2 separate regions of the Homo sapiens genome follow, and region 2 is linked to region 1. Evidence: read pairs that join two places in POLR2A ChIA-PET (ENCODE). Cell type or tissue: MCF 10A. All regions are shown on one strand. Links, peaks and the distances in the headings refer to the core of each region. The heading gives the core; the rest is flanking DNA. Region 1 overlaps SIPA1L2 (signal induced proliferation associated 1 like 2). Region 2 has its middle 13 kb from the start of NTPCR.

The links. ChIA-PET counts read pairs that join two places held together with the same protein. Peaks named below come from ENCODE experiments on the same cell type or tissue, not always from the same donor. Only the 100,000 strongest peaks of a DNase experiment are listed, where the experiment ranks them.
Region 2: POLR2A ChIA-PET joins it to region 1 with 5 read pairs; 1 of 35 experiments calls an interaction of 5 or more read pairs at or near these places.

The regions. Positions count from the first base shown.
Region 1 is chr1:232,527,539-232,532,920 of GRCh38, reverse strand. The region is part of intron 2 of SIPA1L2 (signal induced proliferation associated 1 like 2); the gene reads left to right. Among named protein-coding and RNA genes, the nearest start is that of SIPA1L2, 100 kb to the left of the region's middle. In MCF 10A, for the core only: a CTCF peak has its summit at 3,101; a DNase peak (open chromatin) is centred at 2,990.
Region 2 is chr1:232,935,347-232,940,728 of GRCh38, reverse strand. No RefSeq gene overlaps it. Among named protein-coding and RNA genes, the nearest start is that of NTPCR, 13 kb to the left of the region's middle. In MCF 10A, for the core only: no CTCF peak of the experiment used is centred there; a DNase peak (open chromatin) is centred at 2,798.

The sequences.
Region 1 (5,382 bases), core at 119-5,118:
TGTTCTGTATTTCAGGGACCTTAGTTCCACAGTTCTCTTTAGCGTTTCTCCTGCAGTAGAGGTAGGCATCTCATTGCTCTGCTGTACCTCAGTGTTTTTAACAAGGACATGAAATCTGGGTTTTGTTTTGCTTTTGCTTATATTACTCTGGGCATTTGCCGTGATTGGGTCATATAGCAGCTAAGCCTCAGGATCTTTGTTTTTTAAAATACAAATTCTGACTCTCTAGACATTTCAGTTTGTTTTAAGAAGTGTTATGGGATGTGCTTTACTGCCTTCAGGAAACACAAACAATTCTGGAAGCTAAATTTATTTTTTTATCCCCATTGAAAAACTGCACAAAAATGCAAGGTAAGTCAGCATTTATTATGTGCCCAAATGATTTGAACATATAGCTGAGTTTACAGTAAGAAGTGATCAGTGTGAGCTGGAAGATTTCAAGGTTTCATGTGGACTGATGATGACAACAGCAAAAATACTGTTAGTATTTATCAAGTTCTTGCTGTGTCTCAGGCCTTGTGCTCATAAGCATTTTGCACATGTGATCTATTTAACCGTAACTGCTACTCCCTTCTACAATCTTCTCTATCTTAATAAAGGTCAACTTCATCCTCTCAGTTACTTACGCCAAAAATCCTGGAGTCATTCTTGACTTTTCTTGTTCTCCTGCTCAGCCCATTCATTAGCCAGAGCTGCCAGTTCAATCCTCCCACCAGGAAGCAGTCTGCTTCTCACCATCTGTACTGCTGCCACTTGGTTCAAGACCCCATCACCCTCTCTTGCCTGGATTATTGCAGTGGCCTTACCTCCATCCTTCCCATCTTAGTTCCCTGGAGCCTTTCCTCATCACCGCAAACAGAATGGCTAAGTCAGATCTCACTCCTCTGCTTAGAACTGTCCAGAATGAAAGTCAAATCCTTCCTGTGGCCCATCAGTCCCTCCCGGATCTGAGCCCGCTACCTTTCTAACCTGTGTGCTTGCTGTCTTTGCATGTGCCAGGCTTGCTTTCAATTCCAGTCCCTGATTGGAGCTCCTTCCCCTCCTCCCTCTCCCTTCCTTTCTATCTGTGTGGCTGATTTCCTCATCCTTTTCTTCAGGTATTTCCTTAGCCACCGTACCCTTCCGTTAACGCCCATACCGGCACCTACATGTCCCCAACCTTTCTGATCCTGTCCCATGATAGCAGTCGCTTTGAACAAGTTATGTAGACCCTACCCAAATTCAGTTGCATTCTACCTATCCACATTACCAACCACAACTACTAAGAAGAACCAAAAGATGTTCCTCTGTATTACATGACTTCTTCTGCCAGAATACTTGTCCTGTGAGAGCAGGACCTTTTCCAGGGCCTTTCATTACTGCATCTTTGATCCTAGACTAGTACCTGGAAGGTAGTAGTCACGTATACGTATTTGTTGAAAAAATAAAACCTCCTTTACATATGATGAAACAGATTCTGAGGGTTTAAGAAATGTGCCTAGAGGAGCAGAGTGAGTACATGGCTAAGCCAGCATTTGAACTTAGGTCTTGCGTCAATGTCTGCATATTTAATATCACAAGAAAGGGGATGGAAAAGACATTGCAGGGAGGGAACTCCAATAAGGAAGCTAGGGAGGTTGGGGTGGCTCAGGTGTATTTGAGAAGATTTTAAGGTGGTCTTAAGTGGTTTTGGTTGGTAAGGCGGATAGGTAAAATGCAGCTAAATTTGGGTAGGGCCTTAAATGCTGCATTTAGAGGCTTGAGAAGTTTTACTCTAAATTGGGGATAATAATAATTCTTATCATATAAGTTTATCAAAATTCAAATACTTAAAAGGCATTTAGAAAGTGCTTGGCACCTACAGAATGCTCAGTAAATGTTGCAATTTAGAGTATATTTTGACAGCAGAGCAAACCCAGGCTACTGTTACCACAGTAGAAATTTATAGTGTTTTGGACTCATATAAATGATTTCTAGAGCGTTCCCAATTTCACATTTTCATTTCTTCAAAACTAAAGAACCTTGTGAGTAAATAAATTGTACTACATTCAGCTGCTTAAATGGAAGATGGTTCAGTACTTGTGAGAGGGGAAAACGGAGATTTTAGAGTCATGTATTTAACTTTTTAGTTTTCCTCTATTAGAATTATGTTGAAGCCAATAGCTTCCAATCCTATTTGTGCATGACAACTCCCTTCTAAAATTCTAGATTCCAGGGCTGCTCCAGGTCCTCTGAACCAGAATCTCTGGGGCTAGAGTCCAGGAAGCAGGGTATAAACATCTGTTAGGTAATTTTAAAAATGTGTAGTCAGATTTGGGAACCGCTGGGCAAAACAACCCCAAACTTGTTAACCTTTTTTTTTTAGCGAAAAGGAGTATTTACCTTTTTGCTCAGAAATCTGTTGTGAAGACTTAAGAACCCTTTCTAGTTGTACTACGCTTTTATGGAGGGCCTCAGGCATGTGCTTAAAGGAGAAACTCCATGGCTAAAATGTGACAGGGGTTGTAAATGCAAGTAGAATAAATGGTGGCCCAGCACGGTGGCTCACGCCTGTAATCCCAGCACTTTGGGAGGCCGAGGCGGGTGGATCACGAGGTCAGGAGATTGAGACCATCCTGGCCAATTTGGTGAAACCCTGTCTTTACTAAAAATACAAAAAAATTAGCCGGGCGTGGTGGTGTGCGCCTGTGGTCCCAGCTGCTTGGGAGGCTGGGCGGGGGAATCGCTTGAACCTGGGAGGTGGAGGTTGCAGTGAGCCAAGACCGTGCCACTGCATTCCAGCCTGGCGACAGAGCAAGACTCCATCTAAAAAAAAAAAAGAATAAATGGTGAGGCTTCCTGCCCCTAGAGATGATGAGGATTCTGGTTATACAAGAAAGACTGCAGGAGAAACAGGTTGGTTCACCTTCAATGACAAGGGTCAGAGAAGTTATGCTTTAATCACCAGTGACTGCTCATACTGAAGTCTGGGAACCAGCACTTCTCTCCCAAACTGTGGGGTTGATGGTGAAATGAGGCTTCAGGTTGCTGATGACACATCATTCTGCAATAGGTGGGGCCGTGCTCAAGAGCATAATACAGATCTCTTACGGCTTTCTCTTGCCTTCTGTTGGCCAAAGTTGGCAATACCTTTTTTTCCTCCATAAGAATAAAAGCAAAACTTAAAACTATTTACTCCTAGCTGAGGAAAGAGAGAAAGAAATTGTGATGTCTGATTTGCCACCCTATCGTGATATCCTTGCTGCTTTCCAGTTTTGCAAATGTATGGGCTTTTAATCTTAGCAGCTAGAATATGGATGAGAAGGTGCACAACTCTGGACATTATCTTAGCTAGCATGAGCCAAGAACAACAGCAGGAAATCTTAGCAGGGCATTCTTTTAGCCAAGCTGTATTCTGGCACCCTTGAGCCCATGCTCCTCAAGGGTGTTTTACCTGGAAGCTTTTACTGGCCTCCGCCAAGCCAGGAGCCATGTCACCCATTCTTCTGTGCCCAGCTTCATACTTAGTAGGTCGATAGGTACGTAAGTGGCATGTCATTGTCAATGGATGAATATAATGTATACCGTTACATAGTAAAGGAACACAACGTATTTTGAAGGTCAAGTTTTAGAGGAAAGTTAGAGGGGAAAAGAGTCATAGATTATGGCTTTGAGTGTGTTAGATTTGCCACTTCCAGTGGAAGAAGAAAAACATTCCAAGCAAGAGAACTGCATAAGCAAAAACATAGAGGTGGAGGGCATACAGGGTGATCATGTAGATATTTTCAGCCCAACTGAGACACCTGTGTATCATAACTGATCATTCTCATTAATACAACATTCAAATAAAAAGTATAAAGAACAATGACCTAACTGTTAGCATTTTGGGACCCCAGTGGGACATCCATTTTGCTCTTGACTAGTGTTGTAACCTTAGGCAAATCACTTAACTTCTGGGTTTATAAAGTGGGGGTGTGAGAACAGATTATCTCCCTTAAGATCTCATGTTCTGATTGTGAGTCTAAGTGGGTGGTTAACACCCAAAACACCACACAGTGCTCTCTGTACAAGGGAAGAAAAAATGTTTCTTTGAGGCAGAAACCAAAAGTGTCAGTAAAATGCGATTGGGAGTGGTGTTGTGAAGTTTTGATGTTATTTGAGGGTGGTATGCCTGGGATCATGTCCAGTCTGCTCTGCCAGTCAAACATTTGAGGTTTCCTTGGGTTATATGGGTAACTAGCAGGAGCCAAATGGGAAGAAAGTGCCACACTTGATTGTAAGCCAGGTCTGTGCATGGGTCTCACCAGTGATGTGAGGCTGGAGGAGCTGCTGCCTTTTCCTAGGCCTGTCCAATTCTACTCTTAGTCTGGCTCTAAGAAGGATGAAGAGGAGAGTTGCCCGTTACAGGAAGGAGGAGCAGGAGAGATGCTTGAAGTTAATGAATTTGTCTATAAGTTAATAAATTTGGGTTAGGTTGGGTTCTTTTGAACAGATGAAGCCAGTAATGTTTGTGTTTTGTTTTTATTTCTAATTTTTAAAAAGCTGTGTGTAAATTTGAGAACCTGCGACAGTAGAAAAAAATGAAGCAACTTGGATTCTAGTTCTGATTCTCTGGAAACACAGTCATTTGACTGCAGGCAAATGCTTACTTTCCTGCCCTAAGACTTTTTCCTTGTCTGTTTAATGGAGAGAAGTGTCTCTTTCTTGTCTCTTCGGAGATTTTTTATGGATCGAATGAACCTACAAGGGTTTGGGGAATAGTAAATCCTTCAATAAATGTAATTATGTTAATACTAACATTTTATAATTAAATATTCAGACAAGTTCTTTGGGTCTACCTGTGGTTTTTAGAAAGTTGATTATATATATATATATATATATATAAAACTTGCTTACTTGCTAACAAGAGATCAGTTTTCACTGTTGGGTGTTCTGTTTGTCTCAGAGTTGTGATAACCACAGTTTCTGCATCCAACTCTTATTCATTAACTTGGAAATGCAAAGAAAGCAGTAATTTCCCATGATCATATTTTTAATAAGAAAATGGGATTTTTAATTAAAAAATTATCTGGGCATGGTGGTACATACTTGTAATACCAGCTGCTTGGGAGAGTGAAGTGGGAGGATCGCTTGAGTCCAGGAGTTTGAGCTGCAGTAAGCTATTGATTGCACCTCTGCACCCCCACCTGGGCAACAGAGTGAGACCCTGTCTCAAAAAAAAAAAAAAAAAAAAAAAAGAAGAAGAAGAAGAATTAAATGGGGTTTTTGGTGTTCTTGTTATTTTAGAAAATGCTGTATATCATATTAAGTGGTCATTCTTTTTTCCTTTTTTTCTTCAGGTAAAGATCTTTAGTGTTATGAACTTCTTAAAAATAATCAAGCCAAATTAATTAGTGGGCATCTGTAATTAAAAGTGGTTTAAGT
Region 2 (5,382 bases), core at 160-5,159, 410 kb before region 1:
ACAGCAACATTGGCACCCCACACAGCCTCACTTGCCCTCTCGTATATTCCTGGTTAAGGGAATGGTTTCAGCTCCATCTGCCCAACAAGTGGATAAAGGCTTTGTGACTGAAAATTAAGGGAGAACTTTAGGAATCATTTCTTTTTCCTTTTATTGTATATCATCAGTCTTCCCAGAGGGGGCAATGTGCACTGACTCTTCTCCTGGGTTGAATTTCATCATCCCCTCTTAACACCATGTGTGGGCTCAAAACCTGTGGTGTGGATATGTGAAACATTGATTTGCATCTAACTAATAAATAACTTGTGGCATTTTAGGGCAGGTTCACTGCTAGTGAAACAGGGATTCTAGATTTTTCATTTCTATCACCCCAGTGTGGACAGATAGATAGAAATCAAGTGTCTGTCACTTATTTAATGACCTGTCCCATCGTGAGATCCCAACCTCCTGACCCCTCACCTTATTTCATAAGCAGAGTCCAAGCTGAGGCAAGAGTAGCATAAAGCTTTGCTGGGAAAAGAAGATAACTGGTGCCTCACCCTGTTCACTGCCCCACGAACCCTTACATTTGAAGATCTAAGGATAGTTGGCTGCTGGGTGTCGTGCTTGGAAGCAGTCTAGCAAGGTGCTAAGAATGTCTCCATACAACCTTAGTGCACGAGAATAGAGGTGATGGCATTGTTGTATGGGAGCAATAGGCCAATCTTTGACTTTCCTAGAGCTCCTGCTCCATATGGGGGAGATGCAAACTATTCTCATATGCCCAAGGGGACCACACTCCTCTCTGTCACAGGGCCTTTGCACATGCTGTTTCTGCCACTTTAAAGGCTCTCTCCCATATCATCTTCCCCTAGCTAACATGTATTTATCATTCCTGACCCCCTAGAACACACCAAGTGTTTCATAGTGAACAGGTCTGTGCAAACCTACCCCTAAAGGCCAAGGGAGCTGAGAAGCCAAAGAAAGAGGCTGACAAATCCAGTTTCCCATCAAGAAGCATTTACTAGGGACTTAGGAACAGAAACCTTGTCTTAGGTGGCTGCAAGATGTGATGGTGGATCCCTGCATGTTACTGCCAGACCCAGGGCTTGTATAGCATAAGGAATTTGCCTAAGGACAGGATTTATGGTAAATATGTGTTTACAGTAACATCAAGGTTGTTTTGACCTAAGAGCAGCATTCACAGTAAGTAGGTGGAAGTAGAAACCTTTTTTTTTTTTTTTTTTTGAGACGGAGTTTCGCTCTGTCGCCCAGGCTGGAGTGCAGTGGCGTGATCTCGGCTCACTGCAAGCTCTGCCTCCCGGGTTCACACCATTCTCCTGCCTCAGCCTCCCGAGTAGCTGGGACTACAGGCACCCGCCACCACGCCCGGCTAATTTTTTGTATTTTTAGTAGAGACGGGGTTTCACCGTGTTAGCCGGGATGGTCTCGATCTCCTGACCTTGTGATCCGCCCGCTTCCGCCTCCCAAAGTGCTGGGATTACAGGCTTGAGCCACCGCGCCCGGCAGGAAGTAGAAATCTTAGAGGTATTCCTGGAATGAGTGTTAATCAGAAGTCAACATGGCGGATGGATGAACATCCAAGATGGAGCTGCTTTTGCCTCCACACCAAGCGTCCTGTAGCCTCCTGAACTTCTAGTTCATTTCACTTATGATTGTAATTGAATGATGAGTTGTTTAAATTTATTTAATGACTTCCACTTCTGCTAAAATGAAAAAACCTTCATGAGAGAGGAACTAAATGAGGTTTATTCACTACTCAATTCCCAGTATCTAGATGTTCAATTAATGCTTGCTAATTAAATGAATTTCTAAACTCCGTAGTTCATTTTTCAGTGGAACATTTTTGAACTCCTCCTTTGTGTTAAAGGTCTTTGGGGGAAAAAATTACAAACGTATAGTAGCAGTCTACTGCACACACTAGCACTCTGAACAGATAGAATTGCAGTGTCAACAATCATACCGATCACCTCTAGTAAGTACAGAGTGCTTATTAGGCATTTTTGGGTAATAAAAGACGTATACAACAGGGTCTTTGCCCTAAAAATACTTATAATCTAATTTTAAAAACACATCAATGCACATAACACAATTAGTTAATGATACAAGTAAAATCTGTATAAAAATCAACACTATGGATACCTCACACCCACTAGGGTGGCTACTATCAAAACAAACAAACAAAACCCAGAAAATAACAAGTGTTGATGAGGATACGGAGCAATTAGGACCCTTGTGCACTGAGTTAGATCTGCTTAAGGTTCATACATTGCAAGTTGGTGATGCATTTTGTATCCCGTTAATATAAAAGACCTCCTTCATCTGATCTTTTTTCCTTAGTTTCTTTGTTAAAGAAACCAGTGGTTTGTCCTGTACGGTTTTCACAGCAGATACGAACACACAGTTTTTGGTGTTTATATCACCACGGCATTGTTTAGCTTCTCCCTCTGTTCCTGTATTCCTTCTAAATTGACCCAGTGACCTGCTGGTGAGCCTAAGTGCTTGTTGCCTCTCCCTGATGTGTCGAGATACAAGTGAGGCTTGTAGAGTTTCATCATCCTCAAGTAGCAGCTTCTCCTTCTCTTATCATCATTATCAAAAAACTGAAAGTTTATCAGGCTCACTTCCTACATGCCACACACTGTGCTGAGCATGTACACATATTGTCTCATTCAACATTTCACAATAGTCTTATGAAATATCATAGTACAAATTTAACATTCATTTTAGCCGCCAAGCATCTAAACTCTTTCCTATGTTTGGGGAATTGCCCACCTTATGAATAGGAGACAGAGTTTGCCTCTTTCTGTGCCAGATAGCACATGTCCAGCCAGAGCAGAGAGACAAAGGGAGCCAAGTTCCTTGTAATTGTTTGAGCCACCGAATTACTCTCACCCAAAGCCAGCCCTGCCTCGGGGCATATGAAATTATAAAGTCTCAGTATCGTTAGAGTCCTTGGCAATCAGAAAAAAAGTCTAACTGATAGGATGGAAAGATGCTTATGAAATAATGTGGAGTACACGAAACAGCATAGGATATTACATGTGCAATGTAATTACAAGTGTATAAAAATAAAATTTAAAACAGCTGCATAAAATAATCAGAAAAAAGTCATCAGAAAGAGTAATGGTCATGTGGGTGAATTGTGGGAAAATGAGTTAAATTTCATCACAATACTTTTCTGTATGTAGTGTCTTCCAAATTATAAATAACATTTTTGAAAATATGCACATATACACCCCCACTTCTACGCACACACACACAAACACATTATGTTGTGGGATTCAGGCATGGCCAGGAATAAGGACACTCATGCCCTACACATGCATTGTATCGGGTGAAGGAAGGACATCTTCTGGCCTGTTCTAATGCATAACTTGATTTGATTTCATTTCCCTATGTGACTACCGAGTGCTTTGCTGAAATTCAAATGTATCGAGGCATCTTTAGATCCATTACCACTGCGGATCAGTAATTGCCCTGAAAATGGCTGTCACTAAAGAAAAGGCATAGCCATAACCCTTTATGTGGGCTCTGTGCACTGAATTGGGAAAGCAGCTGAAAGTCTGCGTGTGGCACAGGAGATGCTGGGTGAGCTGAGAGGAGACCTTCTCTCATGCACAGATGTGCATGCACGGACTGCACCACATCTGCAGCTCTGCTTAAGATGAGTCGAGGGGAGGAAAAGCTTCACTGCAAATACAGTTGACTGAAGTTCTGAAGAAAGCAAGGGAGCAAATCATGCAGTAAGCTGAGGGAACAGTATTCCCAACAGAAGGAATAGCAAATGCAAGGTCTTTGAGGTATATTTAAGGAATGGGAAGGAAGCTAGTATAGCTGGATCAGAGTGAGCTAAAGGAAGGGTAGTAGAAGAGGATTATAAAATATTGTGTAATTTTTTTAAAATTACCTTTAACAGTTTAAAATTTATTTTATTTTATTTATTTATTTATTTATTTTTAGATGGAGTCTTGCTCTGTTGCCCAGGCTGTAGTGCCATGGCGCCATCTCAGCTTACTGCAACCTCTGCCTCCCGTGTTCAAGCAATTCTCCTGCCTCAGCCTCCTGAATAGCTGGGATAATAGGTGCCCACCTCCATGCCTGGATGATTTTTGTATTTTTAATAGAGATGGGGTTTCACCATGTTGGCCAGGCTCCTCTTGAACTCCTGACCTCAAGTGATCCACCCACCTCACCTCCCAAAGTGCTGGTATTACAGGCGTGAGCCACCACCCTCGGCCCCAAATTAAAATTTAAAACAGAAATGGGATCCCATATAACTATGCTTTTCACAAAATGATTGCAACAATTATTCAAAATTTAATTTATAGCTTACTGAGTGCATTAGTCAGGGTTCTCCTGAGAAGCAGAACTGATAGGATGGGGAGAGAGAGAGAGAGAGATTTGCTTTAAGAAATTGGCCCACACAAAATCTGCAGAGTAGGCCGTTAGGCTAGATAATTTCTTCTTGAACGAGGAGGTAAGTCTTCATTCTATTCAGGCTTTCAACTGATTGAATGAAGCCTACCCGCATTATGAAGGGCAATCTGTTTTACTCAAAGTCCACCAATTTAAATGTGAATCTCATCCAAAAACACCCACACCGAAACTTTCAGGAAAACGTTTGGCTAAATATCTGAGCACCTTGGCCCAGCCAAGTTGACACATACAATTAACCATCACCATGAGTGATGTGATCTGGTAATGATTTCAAGTAGCTTGTTCTGAGTTAAAGTTGTATGATATCTGTCTTCATCTTCAGTTCCTGTCATTGTGTGATTGCTGTGATTGTGTGTTGGGAGAGCATTTGAGGTCAGAGCCAGATGGCCTTCCTACTCTCTCGTGTAAATGGCCCTTCACTCATTCACACATCCATGGACAGACACTCTCACTCACTCTCGCTGAGGGGCCTGCCCAGGCGAAGGAGCTTAGCCAATGCTCTGCCTCCGTGGCGTTGAAAAACCTCTCACTGCCACACGGGTTACTTCTCTGGCTCCTTCAAGTCCATTTCCTCTCTTAAGAAATTCTCTCTATTTAAAGATGACTCCACTAATAGTCTTGCCTTCTGTGCCAGATATACTTTGATCAGAGAAACTGAGTTTCTGGGTGAGGGAGTCAGGCATTTATCATAAGGTTCATCCTTACACAGTTGTGGGAGCTGGTGGGGCCAGCTTGCCTCTTGTGTCCAGTGTGGAGCCTGCTGTCCCTAAAGGTCCATCAAGCTGCAGTTGGGAAGGGAAACTGTTAGAGACAATGAGGACAAGGACAGACTGGAGCCTGTTTCACACCATTTCCTGCCTCGGTGATGTGGGTGGCCTTTGGGAGATTCTGGCACCTTTGCCTCAAAGCTACACACATGGGCCCAGGGCCTGGAGGAGCTGA